Regions from separate parts of the Homo sapiens genome. Here region 1 is linked to region 2. The links are chromatin loops, found by intact Hi-C in ENCODE. Cell type or tissue: CD4-positive, alpha-beta T cell. All regions are shown on one strand. Region 1 has its middle 58 kb from the start of EPAS1. Region 2 overlaps EPAS1 (endothelial PAS domain protein 1).

Region 1 (5,000 bases), 65 kb before region 2:
TCTGTGTATGCATTTGGGTCTACCCTCTAGATATACCTTCAATTCATTCAGCAAATATTTCTTGAACACCTACCAGACATGGTGCTAACTGCTAGGAATTCAGTGTGAACAGGGCAGATGCAGGGCCATCACTAGCCCATTGGGCATCTGTGCAAATTAGAAACAGGTACCGTTGGGTAGATGCAGATCTGTGGCTGAATGGCTTGATGAGCAAATGATGCTTTTGTGCAGAGAAAAAGAGTGTTTTCCTCCTAGCAGGCACAGCCCCAAATTAAGATGCAAAGCTTGGGAAATAGAGGTGGGGGTGAACTTTATCCTCCGTTCACCCCACCCCGGCTAAGCCAGGCACCTTTGTGCATTGAACAAACATACATCTAAAAAAGCAGCCCAGGAAATCTCTTACCTACCCTTGGCAGGTAGACCTCCAGCTTGGGGTGTGTCTGTGCACCTGTGTGCTGACTGTGTCTATTTCAGCCTATGTGAGTCTGTGAGGTCTGTTGCACCTCTGTGTGCACATGTCCCTCCCTCTTGTGCTCCTCTTTGGACCTGTGTCTGTGGGGGTGGGGACTTACATGTAGTATAAGTGTATATGTGTGCACCTCCAGCTCTGACAGCCATTTCCTCAGCAGCCTGCAGATCTGTTCTTGGATGGCCACCTCATCTTCCCTAGTTGTTCCGTGTTCCCCAACTGAACCCCATGTTCTCTGAAATCTTTCTTGCTGTCTCCCGCCAACCCCCCACCACCACACACTCCACAGCCTCAGGAACTCATACAGCAGAGGGGAGTCGAGCCACTGGTACAGCCAGACCAAAGCTGGGTCCCGTCCTCCTGCAACCTGTTTCCACTTCTTCATTCTTTCTAAGAAAAGACTGAACCCCACGTGGGGCAGTGTGGAACAGGGAAAAGGACATAGCCATAACACAGAGGGCCTAGGTTCCTTCTGCCTCGGAGTCTCTGGGAGACCCTGGCTAGTTCCCTAACCTCTGCTGACCTCCTACCCATGTGGAACAGGATAAACTTCTTTGTTTTTTGCTAAATAAGTTTTGCCCAGTCTTGCCTCTGCACCTTTGCTCAGGCTGTTACCCTTGGGGCATGCTCTTCCATCCGTCAAGACTGAGGGCCACCTCTCCTATAAATAGCAGCAGCAGCCCCCTTCTATAAACACTCACTGCACCCAGGCGTGTGTGGAAACATGGATTGCACATATTGCTGTACACATGCCTGTTATACACACAATCTCAATCCTCACAACGATGTCATGAAATGGGTATTATTATTATTGTCCTAGTTTTAGAGGCAAGGAAACCAAGGCCCAGAAATGTTCAAGCACTTGCCCAAGGTCATGGTGCCTCACTAGCCTTCAAGGTAGTTGGGATTGGACTCTGCCTGACCCTTGGGCTCCTGCACTCACATCCTTGGGTCAGCCCCTGACCCCAGGGCTCACAATCAGCACTCCCGCTCTGAACACCTGTGGCCCTCTGGGCACAGCTGTGATCTGAACTCATAACCCCAAGCCATTGTCTTAAAAATCTATACTAAAATGAAAATTTTGTAACATTGTAGCTACCTCCCTGATATGGTTTGTCTCTGTGTCCCCACCAAATCTCATCTCAAATTATAATCCCCAACTATTAAGGGAAGGACCTGGTGGGAGGTGATTGTATCATGGGGGTAGATTTCCTCCATGCTGATCTTGTGATTGTGAGTCCTCACAAGATCTGATGGTTTAAAAGTGCTTGGCAGTCCCCATCCACCCTGCCTCCTGCCACCATGTAAGACATGCCTTGCTTCCACTTGACCTTCTGCCATGATTGTTTAAGTTTCCTGAGGCCTCCTAAGCCATGTGGAACTGTGAGTCAATTAAACCTTTTTTTTTATAAACTTCCCAGTCTCAGGTAGTTCTTTACAGCAGTATGAAAATGGACTAATACACTCCCTGGCTAAATTGTATGTTTCTGAAAGTAAGTACTATGTCTTTCAGCCATTTGTTTCTTCAGTTCCTTATGCCTAGAAGGTGGTGGTGGTGATGATGGTGATATGGTAATGGTGGTGAGGATGATGATCATGATGGTAGTGATGGTGGTGATGATGGTGATGATGAATCATCCTTCTGCCCACAGCTACTTCCCAGTCTGTCTCCCGGGCCACGAGGTCACGGTGTGACCTAGAAGAGCAGTGATTCTTGTAGAGAATTTCCTGATTTGGGAGGAGAAACTGTGGGCAGCTGTGGCCCTCTGGCCTGGCTATGCCAAAGAAGCTTCTGCACCCTTGAGGACAGAAGTAGAGAGGGCTGCTCCCTCCCTCCTCCTGAAGCCCCAGGTCTTTGCCAGCCCTCCTACTCTGACTCCCCCAGGGCACTAGGCTTTACAGGCCTCGATGGATAGGAAGTAGGTAGGAGGAGGACCTCCTGCTTCTTCTGTGGCTAGAGTATAAAGCTTTGTTGTCCTTGCAGTATGTTCAGAAACCCCATTCCCACAGAGGCCTGGACCAGGTGGAGCTGACCTCCTGAGGGCAGCCTGGTTGGATGGTCCGGGCCTGGGAGTCACCTTAGAGGTGCCTGACAGGTGCCACAGGATCTGGGCTGTGATGCCTCAGCTCACCTGAAATCAGCTGCCCAAGTCCTAGCATCTGAGAGGCTCAGTAATAGCAGCTATGGGATCACAATTCTCTGCAATTTAGCAAATAATCAAGGACATGGCAAGCACCAGACACTGAGTGGGAAGGCTTTGAGATGCATTTCCTGCCCTATGCATAGGTGAGCTAGATACACACAGTCTGCTCACACCGGAAATGGGTGATACATTCAGAAAGCGGTGCTGGGTAGCAGCAGTGCTGTGCTAAGTTCAGGAGGGGAGGGCATGGTGAGCCAGAGGAGTCTGGGAAGGCAACACAGAGGAAGGAGCTGGCGGTTGACAGGGGAGAAGGCTCGGGGGATCTGAAAGGTTATCCTTGGGGTAATGTGCCCACTATTTTGTAACATGATGGTTTCCATCTCCCTCTACAGTGGATAGAGGCTGGGCCCTGGCATGGGCTCCTCATAAACATAGAGGTACCCTCTCAAGATAGACCTGACATCTAATGTTGACACTACTGACTTCTAGGTGTGTGAACCTGGGAATGTTATTTCACATCTCTGAGGCTCAGTTTCCTCATCTGTAAAACAGAGATAATGACTCTTACCTCTGATGCTTGTTTATTTTTGAGTCCATCATTCTCTGGAGTGAGATAGCACTCTCAAGAGAAACTTCTAATCTTTCCCTAATTTGAATGAGGTAGAGAATGGTACTGTTTGGATTCCTTGACTTCTATCAAAAAGTATTTATTTTCTCACCAAAAAAACCCAAATATGTACTATCTCACTAATATGAGGTACTCAGAGTCGTCAAAATCATAGAGACAGAAAGTAGATGGGTGGCTTCCAGGGATTGGGGGAAGTAGGGGATGCAGTTTCATTTAATGGGTACAGGGTTTCTGTTTTATGGAAAAGTTATGGGATAGATATTAGTGATGATTAAACAATATTATGAACATCTTTAATATCACTAACCTGTACACTTAAAAATGGATAAGATAGTAATTTTATGTGTATGTATTTTACCATAATAAAAAAAAATTGGGAAAAAAGGTACTGAAGTCCATAATTTTGCCCTGTGTTCTGTGTCATGAGGGAAGCAGAGGATGGCCTTTGGAATCTTCAAGCCTCTTTTGAGATACAAGGTTGGTCTTGGTTATAAGACTGGCTCTGAAGAGACAAGATTGTGCCTTGCCACAGTCCAGGGCAGTGTAGACAAACTGCACAGGCCAGACAGCAAGGTCTGTAGCGGCTTATAAAAGAGGACAGCAATAAGGGCTGGAGAAACCAGGATATACTGCTGTAGAGGCTGGTACTTGAATGGAACTTTTGACTTTGTTAAAATGGCCCAGCATGTTTTATATGGATGATCTTTCTGCCTATCCTTTGAATAATTTTTATGTTCGCATGTAAGTTATCTATTGCTGCCTAACAAATTATGCCAAAATATAGTGGCTTAAAACAACAAATATTTATTATCTCATAGTTCCTCAGGATTAAGAATTCTGGAATGGCTTAGCTGGGTGATTCTGACTTGGATCTCTCATGGGATTGCAGTCAAGATGTCAGTAGGGGCTGCACTGTAATCTGAAGTCTTGACTGTGCTGGAGAATTCATTTCTAAGTTCATGCCCATGACTGTTGGCAGAAGGACTCCGTTCTGCACTGGCTGTTAGCTGAGACTGCAGTTCCTTACTATATGGGCTATTTGAGTGTCCTCACAACATGGTAGTTGGCTTCTTTCAAAGTGAGTAATTCGAGAAGGGCAGGGCAAGGAGGAAGCTACACTGCCTTTTATGACCTCATCTTTGAATTACACACCATCACTTCCACTCTTTCCTATTCATTAGCAGCTGTCACTAAGTACAGCCCACACTCAAGGGCAGAAGGGAATTAGACTTCACCTGTGCAAGGGAGGCATATCACCAAATTTGTAAACATATTTTCAGACCATCACAATTATGGATTTTTTTTTCTTTTTAACTGAAAAAATGTTAAACAAAGCATACAGAATAGGATAATGAACTCCCATATACCCATCATCCAGCTTCCAATTATGAACACAGGCCAGTATTTACCAGCTTTATGGAGGTATGCCTGGCATACAATAAACTGCAGATAATGAAGAGCACAATCTGTTAGTTTTGACATATGCTTACACCCATGGAATCATCACCACATTCAAGATAATGAGCATACCCAGACCATCAAAATTTCGTTGTGCACCTGTTTGCTTCTCATTCACTTTTCTGCCTACTTTGTTATGCCGTTTTTAATATATAGACTGTAAAACTCCATTTGCAAAAGTCTATTGTGAGGAGAGCACACCAGCAGGAAGGATTCTTAAACTATTCTTTATGAGTTTTTCTGTTGGTTTTGCTAGTTAATGGTGAAATACAGGACCCACCATTTTTGCAGATTCATCTGA
Region 2 (5,000 bases):
TGTTTAGAAATGGAAGGAAACAATTAGATAATTCTCAGTGCTCCAGGATTTTAGGCTCCTACATTTGAAAATACTTGCTGTCATTAATTGTCTTGAGATTTAGGCTTTTCCACTTTTCAGGAAATCTAGTAGTTTTTTGGGGGTTTTGTTTTGTTTTCCTTGGTTCTGCCCTATGCCAACCTGCTAGTTTCCCTTTTTATTTTAGCCTGATGAATCTTCCCTTTTGCTTTCAGTACTAACCATTGCTGGTAGTTCTTAACAGGTCTAGCTTTTACCAATATTGTCAAGTTAGCAATATTAGCTCCTGGGGCCCTAGTACTCTGTACTTCCACCCCTCTCCCCACCAGTACCATGCTGCCTGTTCACATGATGGACACCAGCTCTGATATTCACCCTAAGATATAATCCATAAGATGACAAACTTGTATTCAACACCGACTCCTACTCTGGCTAAAATGCTGAAGAGAATACTAAGAAATAGGGGATATGGTCCTGGTCATCAAGTTGCTTAGTCTGATTAGGAAAAAAAAAAAAAAAAAAAAAAAAGAGATACAAGGAAGCTTAAGTAAAAATATAAGGGGTTGGGCGTGGTAACTCATGCCTGTAATCCCAGCACTTTGAGAGGCCGAGGCAGGCAGATCACGAGGTCAGGAGTTTGAGACCAGCCTGGCCAATATGGTGAAACCCCATCTCTACTAAAAATACAAAAAATTAGCCAGGCGTGGTGGCGTATGCCTGTAGTCCCAGCTACTCAAGAGGCTGAGGCAGGAGAATCGCTTGAACCCGGGAGGCGGAGGTTGCAGTGAGCCGAGATCGTGCCACTGCACTCCAGCGTGGGTGACAGAGCGAGACAACGTCAAAGAAAGAAAGAAAAGAAAGAAAATATAAAGAGCTGACAGCCTACATGCTTTTCTGTAGAAATCTAATATTTTGAAGCAAAAGATAAGCTCTGAGTAGCATTTCAGGTAATAACCGCCCCCCTCCCCAACACACACATAAGCACACACAATTATTTAAGAGTATTATGTGTATTTAGAGGTGGAGAAATTTGTTCCTAGTGTCCCCGGAACCACACAGAGTAGGTGCTGACCACCAGCTTAAAGACTGGCTCAGAAGGAAGGTCAAATGGGAGAAGGCAGTCTTTGAGGGCTAACGAGAGGAAAGAAAACACACAAGGCTCCCTATGGTGTATCCCTTATCATGTACTTCGACACCATACACAGGAAGGCCCCTGAAATGGAATGTTTGCTGTTCTTTATACACTTGCTTTGGGTGGGGACATGGAAAGGGAGCTGGTGGGGCTCCACAGACAACAGGGGTAGTAATTTCTGTTCCCCTGAGAATATCAGTGGAGACAGCTATGACTCCAGGAAGGCCAAGAAGGGAGAGGGAGCTTCTTAACCAGGCTTTGTGAATGGGTTTCAGAGGCTGGCGTGTAAATCTCTGAAAATGTGTGCAAGACATTATGTATAGAAGCAACTTGTTCTAAAGGAAGTCTGTTCAGCTCTCCATAGCCTTTCAAAGGTTCTAGGATATGGAAAAGGCAAGCCCTTGCTCTTGGATGTCTGATTTGGTGACTGTCTTATGTTTCAGAGTCTTCCTGTTCAGATCCCAGACAGTTCTTGTGTTTTACTGCCATTGCCTCTCCCTGTGGTGAAGAATGGGGAGGAGGAAGGTGTGTGTATTTAGTAAAGGTTCTGAGGTGCCGCTTAATCTTCCCTGTCCCTGGCTGGCGTGTCCGTCCACCTACATGTCTGCCCTCAGTCTTGGAAGGACGGGAAGCCAAGTGCCCTGCACAGGGTAAATACTGGTATGATTCATTTTATTAATGCTTCTGAAAAATGACTGTGAAAACAAATTTATCCTCAAATGTTCCATCATCCTCAAACAGTTATTTGGATGACCTTCATGTTCTAGGAATGTATGTGGTCTTAATAGAAATTATATTTTGCATCAGGACAACACAAAAAACTGACAGTCTTATTTGTGCCAGTGCCGTCCTCAGAACTTTACATGGATTAACTTTTTAATCCTGTGAGATAAGCCCTGTTATTATCCCCACTTCATTGATGGGAAAGCTGAAGTCTAGAAGGGCTAACTGCCCAAGGTCGTATAGGTAGCATGGGCAGAGCTGCATTCAACCTGAGTAAAGGAGGTCCCCAGAGTCTATACTCTCAATGGGTGTTCCATACGCCCTTCCCTTACTGAAGATATCTATAAAGTATTTAATACTGCTTCTGACTCACAATAAGTGCTCTATAAATGACAACTGCCTTTGTTGTTTTCCTTGTAATTATAATTACTTTTCTTTTTTGTGATTTATCACTTGCATCAAACCTCACAAGCAGATAGGGATTGAAGATCTGAAAGGCCAACATGGAACTCCTTGAATTTCTTATTTTTCATGGGTTTTCCTAGACCCTGACAAGAGGTGGTTCTCTCCTGCCCCAAGAAATTCAAAGCTTTCCACATCCCACCCTTCGCTGGTGGCAAGACTTCAATAATTACTTCAGCCTTCGGACTCCATTGTGCAGGAGAACCTGTTAGAAGCTCTTCCTCTGTGGCTTCTGAAGAACCATCAAGATGCACAGGACTTCCTGTGGCTCTTTTGATCTTTTGAAATTGCAAGCACAGGAAGGAAAGAATGGATAGGGGGATAAAGAATAGCTATGATTGTTGTGATAATAGCATGTTGCATTTCTATAGAGCCCTTTCGCTGATGAGCCCTGAGCCTTAACAGCCATCACACTGTTGGCCCCTGCACTGTGAACCTAGAGGGTACCTTGAGTTTTTCTAGTGCTGCCAAACAGAATTGCATTGACACATACCTTAATCAAGAGAGAAGCAAGCCGTGTTGGCAACTGTGCATCACAGTCGATGTGGTGGTCATCCATGGGATGCCCCTAATAGCATCTGTAATTTTCAAGTAGATGTTGGGTGTAATTTGGTGACCCTTGTCTGTTCCCACTGTTGGAAGCCCCATAACTGATCTGATGAAAGCATAAAGTGAAGAAGAGTGGCGAGACCCTTTGTGAGATACCTGGAGCTGAAGAGTCAGGTGTGGAATGGACAAGAATGTTATCCACTTCTAAGTGACCTTGTTTTTTCTAATTTCTTAAGAAATACCTGTTTGCTTGACTGCCTTAGGCTGTTTGCAGGGGCCACTTGTACGTCAGCAAAACTCTTACTAGATGACATCACTGCCAGAAGTTCCACATGTTTCCAGGAGGCACATTTCCCACTGCCCCCACTCCCCCGAACTTGGAAAGATTCCTCAGTTTTAAAGTTATAAGTAATTTCCATGCCAGATAATGATCCTGTGAACAGATCCTTTTCTCATGTGGAAAAATATTTCAGAAAGGGTGTCTTGTCAATGAGAAAAATGACCCCATTGAAACATATGTTTATTTGCCATGTACTCATCTGACGTTTTGTGAATTCTATAAAGCCATGGAAGTGGATTGTTAGAAGTGTCTCATACACCCCTAGTGACTTCTTGAACTATCCCCCCATCCCCAGCCATGGAACTCTCCTATTAAAAAAACTAAGAGATAAGTGGTAGCAATCTTAACAAATTAGTGATTTTATCTGGTTAGGCCGTGTAATCAAACACGTGGGCAGGAAAGTGGATCCATTATGTTGTACTCATGATTGTGGTGCTGAAGGTAACCCCCATTGCCCTGTAGGCTGCCCCCAGAAGCAGGGGGTACAGCCAATAGTATTCTTAGAAGTTAATCAATTCTGTAACGGGTTGAGTGTTTTGGTCTCATTTTTAGTCCGAGGTGCCCTGATGCTGGCCTGTGACTAAGGGGAGTCAGTGGCTTGTTATGAATAAGAGGACACATGAGCTGAATCTGAGAAAGTTCAGAAGCATTTTATAAGTTGTTTAAAATACATCCATTAAAGTATATGATTATTTTTTGGTAATCATTTAAATCATTGTGCTGTGTGTCTACCCAGACAGTATTTATCTGTCTCTCGATGTTGTATTAGTATAGTATTAAAAAAATACACACATTTCACTTTTGATAAAAACTTTGCATACTGTCACTACTTTGTATAAGTTTTTTCCTGACTGCCTCTGGTTAGGGGGCAGGGAGCAAGAAGACCAGCATGCTTTCCTTCCTTTATATTTGGGAAATGGAGGTGCTGAGAGAAACAAGCCACACTGTCTGAAGTAAAACCTAGAAGTGGACCTGGTTGTCCATGGTGAGGGAAAGCCCATATGTACCACCTTGGGCTCCAGTTACAAGGTAATGAGCCATGAGCACAAAAGGGTGACTCAAAATTCAATGCCAGCCATTCTCATTACTAATGAGCAATTACAGCAAATATTTACAGGCCTCCTTCCTACCTTTATGACTTCCTGTTACTGAAGCACTTTGGAGTATTGAGAAAGATTGTCCTGGAAAAATACGTCACACACAGTTGCAGGAAAGAGTGCCTTTAAGCACACATAAAAACTCGGTTACTTGGCTTTGTTTATGAATTCCACATAGAAACAACAGAAAATTGTGCCTTTTGAGGAACTGCTTGAGAATCCTTCCTTCTGCATTTCAAGACAAGATTTTAAAAATCACATATATCAAATATATGGGGAAATGAGACACAATGTTTTTAGAGAGTGTCTAGAAATAATAGGACTGTGCAAGTTAGTACAGCAAAATTTTGGGTCAAAGCATGGGTCATTTGACAAACTCTCTTTATGAACATTACCTCTGCAATATTTTTCTAAATGAAAACAATCACACTTAATAGAATTAATCAGGATGGGAGCTAGAAGCATATAATTCACTTTCCACAGATTGGAGTAAATCCTCATAATGCCCCTTTCCTGTGTATTTAGTTAAAAAAGCACTCCAGTGAGATTGCTTTCGCAGTAAGTTTCTGTAAACCACTGTACCCTTGTATTTCTCTCCTGTGTTTCCAAGAGTTCTCAGATGCTATTTTCGAATGGCAGCGTTCACTCCAGAGCTGGCTGAGGTCAACGAAGCTAATTT

The links. Hi-C counts contacts between places; a loop is a spot of excess contacts. Peaks named below come from ENCODE experiments on the same cell type or tissue, not always from the same donor. Only the 100,000 strongest peaks of a DNase experiment are listed, where the experiment ranks them.
Region 1: it touches region 2 in a loop (2.1-fold over the local background); 17 of 110 quality-filtered maps call a loop at or near these places.

Annotation. Positions count from the first base shown.
Region 1 is chr2:46,237,180-46,242,179 of GRCh38, forward strand. No RefSeq gene overlaps it. Among named protein-coding and RNA genes, the nearest start is that of EPAS1, 58 kb to the right of the region's middle. RefSeq lists an enhancer at 2,499-2,548. In CD4-positive, alpha-beta T cell, no CTCF peak of the experiment used is centred here; DNase peaks (open chromatin) are centred at 2,112 and 2,792; H3K27ac peaks cover 1,223 bases.
Region 2 is chr2:46,302,213-46,307,212 of GRCh38, forward strand. The region is part of intron 1 of EPAS1 (endothelial PAS domain protein 1); the gene reads left to right. Among named protein-coding and RNA genes, the nearest start is that of EPAS1, 7.3 kb to the left of the region's middle. In CD4-positive, alpha-beta T cell, no CTCF peak of the experiment used is centred here; a DNase peak (open chromatin) is centred at 2,579; H3K4me3 peaks cover 661 bases; H3K27me3 peaks cover 660 bases.